Regions from separate parts of the Mus musculus genome. Here region 2 is linked to region 1. The links are chromatin contacts, found by Hi-C or POLR2A ChIA-PET in ENCODE. All regions are on one chromosome and are shown on one strand. The core of a region is the stretch at or near the end of the contact, and the rest is flanking DNA. Distances in the headings are between cores, read along the strand shown.

Region 1 (3,595 bases), core at 408-2,907:
CTGTAACCTAAATGTCATTGAAGGTTCTGAGTGGTTCTTCTGGACCCGTTCGTTTGTGCTGTTGAGTTTATTTGCAAACCCTCTGCCATGTTCCCCAGACCCCACTCGGTGTTTCTTATCCCTCTGCGATGCCAAAGGAAGTTAAAGATCTCAGGAAGCAAGATGGGCCTTCTATCACAGTTTCCTACGCAATCTCAGCACCTCAGATCCCACAACCTGCCGGTCTATAAAGGGCCCAGGATGAAAATTCAGGAGCTATATTGTAACAAGAAGTAACTGAAGTGCTTGAAAGCTGTGCTCAGGGGAACAGCATGACTCTGCTGTGTGGGGGATGTATTGGGGTCTGTGTGTCTCAGCCTAGACTCATGGTCTAAAAGACAGGGAACCAAGACAGCCCTGCTCGGCCAGGTAGCCCGTGTGTACAGTGATGTACAGTAGGCACCCTTCCATGGGTCTCCCTCCTAATCCTGGGAAGGGGTGACTCTGCTGGGAGAGGGGAGGCAGAACCACGCTTGCCTGAGATACCTCTTCATCAGAAAGGATGCCCAAAGCACGTACCCATATGCAGGTAGCCTTTTCCCAATGCCCTGGTGTCTTTAAAGGAGACTCACTTCATTTAATACTTTAGGTTCCTTAGGCCAAGAGATACCCATGCAGATAATACTCCAGAACTCGAAAGCTCTTTAGGTAATTGCATCTAAAAATATCCTCTGGACAGGCATGCCGAATTAAATGTGTAATACAGTGAGAGCAGCCCTAAGAAACCCAGCAGCCCAGCAGCAAAGCTTTGGCAAACTGGGTGACCTGATTATTTGTCTGTTTCTGGGTCTTTATCATGTGCTATAATGCATTATCTCTGCTGACCAAAGCTGCTGTCTTCTGCTTTGGTACAAGGAGTGTGTGGGGGCTGGGGGGGGGGGTGGCACTTAGCCCCACCTAAGCTGCCTCTGGGGAGACTGGAGTACTACTGCTTGCTGCAAGAAAGAAACACAGAACTAAGACACTGTTGATAGCAGAATCTTCAAACCCAGTAAGTAAACAAGAGGCTTGAGTTTCCTGGCATGAGAGTGCTCCTCTTGGGAGATCTTGCTGTCTTTGCATTACTGGGTGTTTGCTGTTTCTTAAAAGATGGACCGTGAAAGCCATCTGATTAAACTTGGGTGGGGCTACTTGAGTGGATGAGGTGTGTCTTCATTGGTAAACAAAAATAAACTTTAAAAAAGGAAGCCGGGCCCCGTGCCGGGACAAGCTAGGGTGGAATCTCCATCAAACAGGATTTGTGTCAGGCTCAAGCTGGCCCTCTGCCTGCCATTCTGGGAAGAAATTCATGCAGATTGGAGTGCTGAGTCTTCAGACATCAGGGTGGAATCCCCATGCCAGGCATACAGTATCTTTGAAACAAGTAACCATATGCTTTCAAGTATCTGACTTCATTTTATATTCAGCTCACTTGCATGCAGGCATGCACACGCTGGGGTTGACTGAGCACGTCTGTGGCAGGCTGCAGCCGGATCATGAAGATAGGGGAGGCAGCGCTTGAATGTTAAGTTTCTTTTGAGTTTTGTGACTATACTTCTCTCTGCTCAGTTTGGACCGCTGAGTTAGCTGCTTTTGTTCTTGGCTGCTACACTGTGGCCAGATGATTTTTTTGAGCATCCTGGAGAACTAGTGCCCTCTTGTGGACAATGCACTAATCTCAGATTCAGTACATGTCAGATTTCCTAAAGGGCCTTATATTTAAATATTCTTGGCAGAGAACACAGAAGGAAGTTTGATGTTCTCTGAACGCAGAGAACAAACTTTTATGTTAAGAAAAATGACTTGATTTGGAACTTTGGGTCAGGGAGTCTATTACTTAATAGTGTTTCCTAAGAAGTTATAGCTTTATATTATAGTCCACCCCCCAACCCCGTGTGTGTGTGTGTGTGTGTGTGTGTGTGTGTGTGTGTGTGTGTGTGTGTGTGTGTTGGATGTAAAGCCCTTATCTGGCATGCTTTATTTGTAGCACTCAGGAGGCAGAGACAGGCTGATCTCTGAGTTTGAGGCCAGACTGGTCTACAGAGTGGATTCCAAGACAGCTAGGACTATAGAGAGAAATACTGTCTCAACAAATGGGGGGGGGGGGGAGGGGAGGGGGAGGGGAAAGGGAGGGGAGGGTGAAAAGGAGGGGAAGAGGGAGACCTTTCCATAAAGACAGCTGGCTCTTTTGAATCTCTATAGGGTAAGCACTTGCTGTAAATGCCAAGCCATACTGCTGTTTTAGGTATTCACACATGTTACAAAACACCCCAGGCAATCTCCTTCACAGCCCTAACAGCTCCTGGTCAAAGATGAAGTGTGTCTCTCACAGTCTTCCCAGAGGGAACGCCTCAGGAGCGAGGCTCCATGTTAAGTGTTGGACACTTAGTAAGGACCTGGTAGGTGTCTGCTCTCCTCAGGTTTATTGGTGACCTTTTCAGCTCGCAGGTCACCAGACCCAACAGTCACCATGCTAAGTTCTTGGCTGGACTCTAGAAGTGGATAAGAGTGGCGGGAAGCAAATGAGGTCGCAGAGTCTGGTTCACTGTAAGAGACAACCTAGAAATCCCCCAATGTAGGATGCTGCGAGTAATCACACAGCAAGTGCGCCGAGCAACATCACTAGTAAAGAGCTAGAGACCCCTCTCCTGCCAGGGTCGTCTTCAAGCTGCCACTTTCCTCTGGCAGGGGTCTCTCCTGACGCAGACTGCAGGCCACTTCCTTGTTTCTCGATCATTTTGTCGCCCGCATGTGCAAGCCTTATCTATAGTTCAGCTTGTACCACTCCATTTCGTGTAACTTCACACTGTATCTTTCCAGTTGGTTCCTTTCCAGCCCTGCCCTTTCTGTGTTTTGTTTTGTTTTGTTTTGTTTTGTTTTGTTTTGTTTTGTTTTAAAACTGTGATTTGGACCCAGGGCCACACACATGTTAGGAAAGTACTGTACCACCCCGGTATATCTCCGATCCCTCTGTCACTTTTTATTCTGAGACAGGGTCTCTCCAAGTTGCCCAAGAAGGTCTTAGAAATTCCTTAAAGAACCCAGAGAACAACTCAGTGACCCACAGGGGTCACTGGTCAGTTTCTTAGTGTCTTGGTCTTCCTCCGTATTTCATCATTTCCTGCACCTCAGGGGTTGGAACAGATGCATGCTTGATCCCTATACAGGACACTAGATGGCGCCATATCCTTCCACTCGTAGCACATCAAGCTAATTGTCTCTGAAGCCATCAACTGTTGATGCTGGAAGGCTAGATTCATTATTTATTCCCGGGAGGTCTTCAGAACGGTGATATCTGAATTTCGCCATTTGGTGTTTGAGGATATATCTTGGTAATGGTTCATTCATCTAGCATGTGCGAGGCCCTGGGGTCAATTCCCAGCAATAGAGGGAAAAAAGTACTGACTTTAACATTTAAAAAACTCACTCCGTTAAAATTTCACTTGAGGGCTGGTGTGATGGCTCAGGGGTTAAGAACACTGACTGCTCTTCCAGAGGTCCCGAGCTCAATTCCCAGCAACCACATGGTGGCTCAAACCATCTGTAATGGGATCTGATGCCCTCTTCTGGTGTGTCT
Region 2 (3,595 bases), core at 495-2,994, 470 kb after region 1:
GTAAACTCTTGCTCGTGAAGAGGTTTTTGACGCACCAACACACTGGCCCTTCTTTGAGTCTCCTTGCCTTGCATGGCTGCCAGGGACATGTGTATGGGAGGAAATTTGCTTCTCTCTTGTTTTCGGTTGGTTTCAGCAGGTTTAAGGAATGTAGCTTTCAGAGAGAGAGAGAGAGAGAGAGAGAGAGAGAGAGAGAGAGAGAGAGAGAGAACTTCTCTATAGGGCAGTGGTTCTCAACCCGTGGGTTGAGACCCCATGGTGGTTGCATATATATTTTCATTACTATTCTTAACAGTAGGAAAATTACAATTATAAAGTACCAACAAAAATAATTTTATGGTTGGGAGTCATCACAACATGAGGAACCGTACTGAAGGGTTGCAGGGTTAGGAAGGTTGACAACCTATAAGGACAAGGGATGTGGAGCTGAGGGGAAGAGACCCCCTGGGTTTAAGGGAAAAATTCTGACTTCAAATCTCAGCTGCTATTTCTGATTCACAGGACATTTTCTTGTGAAAATGGGGGTAAGGTTGCTTGCTCTGCATCCAATCTCGCCTTGCCGAGGTCAAATGGGATCACAGGCACCCGAGGCAGGTGATTAACTTGTTTTAAAGTAGGGGGTTTCCCCTTACAACTGGAATATGGAGCCACATCTCCACCATGAAGCAAACCAATCTACGCTGTTTTCAGAATCACTCTGCGATGCAGCTATGGGATAGAGAAAGGGAAGTACTTAGCTTCAAAGCCATAGATAGAAGTGGGGGCCCCGAATCTTCCCCATGCTTAGAAGGGGGGCTGTTCTGGGGGCCAAGGAAAGAGAAACATATCTGTGCCATCCTTATCCATTCATATCCCAAGCACAATGCTGCCATTCAGGTCTGCATGGAGGCTGGTAGACTCTGTTATCAGATGCTGAGCAGAAATGGATCCCAGAGACATAAGGGCAGGGGGACAAAGTGTTGAAAAGGAGGAGAAAGAGAAAATATTCCTGAGCCCAAGTTGCAACCTCTGAGGATGGAGAGATAGCAAAAGAGTTCAAAAGATGTGTTTGAGGGAGAAGTGAGATTCTGAGATTAGAGTAGTTAGAGTTAGGACCTGGGTCTTGGCAGCCCTGGCTGTCTAGCCTATCCTTTTGGGCCTCGATAGGGTATTTAAATGATTATCAGTAGACAGCAGAAAAGTAGCTATTCAGTGTAGCCACATCAGGAAGACAACTAAATAATGAGGGTGTACGACGCCCCCATCCTAAGTTCAGCATCCTGTCACCACAGGTTTAGATTTAGATAATACAGAAAGAATCCATAAGTAGGCAGTTTTGGTCAAGGTGTGCTATCCCCCCGAGTCATTCAGCCATCATTGTCCAGGCCTCCAGTGTTTTCCTCATGGTGAACTGATAAAAACTCCCTGTGACTGGCACAGGGCTGTAATTTTTTAACGTTTCCTAGCTGGAGCATTCCAATAACCAAAGAGAGTGCGTCTCTTCAGAATATCCTCTTCCTTCCAGAATCCTTGCAGCAGCTCAACTCAGCCAAAAGGCGAGCTGGGAGGCAGCTTTCTCTTTAGGACACCTGGGGAATTCCCACACGGAGCCTCTGGACTTTCAGTTCTGTTTTGCCTGCCCTGTGGCTCCTGCCAGCTCTGATGCCAGGCTCCGTTCCCCTTGCAGACCCCTGTGGGCGGCGCTTGCCGCACCGGGGGCGGTGCTGGCGACCGGGAAGTTCGGGGCCCTGACCTGGGGACATCCCCTTCCCTCACTTCCAGGTCTTCAGTCTTCCTAGGCTGGTGCCCAGATGGCTAGTGGGCACGGGGAGCGGCGGCTGGAGGACTCCTAGGTAGGTGGATCGGTCCTGCTGCCGGGTTGCTGCACCCCTCCCCGGACAGGGTCGAATCGACCGGGGCGGCCGCTGTGCTGTGCGGGGACCTGGTTTCCAAAGTGAAGCACCTGCGCCCCCAGCCGGGCGGATCAGCTTTGGGGCCAGATGTTTGTTTCCTGCTGTGATCCCTGCAGGAAGAGGGACACCCAGGGAAGAGGGGGCCACCGGAGAGCTGCAGCCACTGTCCCAGAGCCCGCGGCTGTGTGATCTGCGTCTTTACAGCCTTTCTGGCCCTGGGGTCACAGAAGGGAGTGTCTGTAGTGTCTCTGAACCCTGGGAAGCTAGGGTGAACGGTGACGCTGTCCCAACTTACATCCAGTCCACCCCTCTCTTGTCCCCAGGCTCCGGGCAGGCGGTCACTGGCAGGAGATGTGTCCGCAATCATAGTTTCTGATGGTGAAGGTTGGACGGCAGTCTCTGCGACCTAGAAGTGGAAAAGATGTCGTTCAAGGAGGTGCGGACTGTTTCCTTCTGACCAGGATCTTGTTTCTGAGTGTAGGGGCTTCACTTCTCTGCTTTTCGTTCATCTCTGGAGCATCCGAATTGCATCACCGGTCAGAAAACAACTTACCGAAACCTCAGACAAAGCGTGAGTGGAGTCTTTTAATAAGTATCTTATGACTTCTTCAGTCCTATAAACGAGAACCTTGTGTTTACATCTTAGATGTCAGGAAAAGGCTTTTCTAGTTTCAAAAAGGAGAAATATTATTTCGGGTGTAAAACGCTCAGATTGCCTGGAGGCTTTTGATCTGACAGAAAGTTCTTCAGCAAAGAGCAAATGGTAGGTAAGGTGGCTGGACTCAGACGGAGAGACCCTTTTCCTCCCCAAAAGGGAAATATTATGAGTACTGGAAAATATCTTATTTCACTACACTCGAAGTTTTTTGTTGTTTTTTTGTTTTTTTGTTTGTTTTGTTTTTGTTTTGTTTTGTTTTGTTTTTCTGTTCTAAGCAAAGAACACTTGCACCTTAAACCTTTAATTAGTGAATACAAAAACTGCCAGGCATTGACAGTATGTTTTGGAAGTTTCTAAGCTACCAAGTTTTTGTTTGTTTGTTTGTTCTAAATTTATAAGTTAACATTTAACGGGATAAGTGCCCAATGAAAAATCACCCTCCCATTTAAAGAAGTGAAGCTTAAGGGAGAACACTTAACATAGGGAAACAATTCAGAACGTTCATAATGCAACGATTGGAAGCCTCCACATATTAATTATATTGAATAGAAGGTACTTCACTTAAATGATCAAGTTAGTAGCGTCAGGAAAGAATTAACATCTACAACCTACAATCATAGGCTGGCTTAGCTTTTTTGAGATGGTCTCAGGCCTTATGCTGAGACCGCAACTCATCGTGTGATTGTGGATGTCTTTGAACTACTGACTTCCTGCCTCCGCCTGCCTGAGTCTAGGTGTCCACAACTGTGCCCTGTTTATTCAGTCCTGGGGGTCAAACACAATGGCATACTAGCAAAGTGCTACAGACAAGCTGCATCCCAGGCCCATCGCCTGCTGTGTCTGAGATAGATTCCTTAGGGGCACTAAAGGGGAAAATGTACAACCAGCTATCAAGAGAAGCTGTGGGAGGGAGGTGGAGAGGTGGATCTGCAGTAAGGAGTACTTGCTGATCTCTCAGAGGACCTGGGCTCAGTTCCCAACACCCACATGGTTATAGGGGCTCTCATGTCTTCATTTGGTCCACATGTGCACATTCAGGCAAAAC

The links. Hi-C counts contacts between places; a loop is a spot of excess contacts on that map. ChIA-PET counts read pairs that join two places held with the same protein, here RNA polymerase II (POLR2A).
Region 2: a map of Patski shows a loop between it and region 1 (2.3-fold over the local background). The contact joins the promoter of Tlr2 here to the enhancer-like site in region 1. A Hi-C loop is called at or near these places in 1 of 37 maps with a recorded cell type or tissue (Patski). POLR2A ChIA-PET finds 5 or more read pairs at or near these places in 1 of 5 experiments (Patski).

The regions. Positions count from the first base shown.
Region 1 is chr3:84,312,798-84,316,392 of GRCm38, reverse strand. No RefSeq gene overlaps it. Among named protein-coding and RNA genes, the nearest start is that of Trim2, 55 kb to the right of the region's middle. Within about 2 kb of position 1,657, at least 1 of the 3 ENCODE cell types and tissues checked has a DNase peak (open chromatin) inside an H3K27ac peak, as active enhancers do.
Region 2 is chr3:83,839,757-83,843,351 of GRCm38, reverse strand. Tlr2 (toll-like receptor 2) reads left to right here and starts at 1,744. Exons shown (of 3, transcript NM_011905.3): 1 at 1,744-1,832; 2 at 2,216-2,463.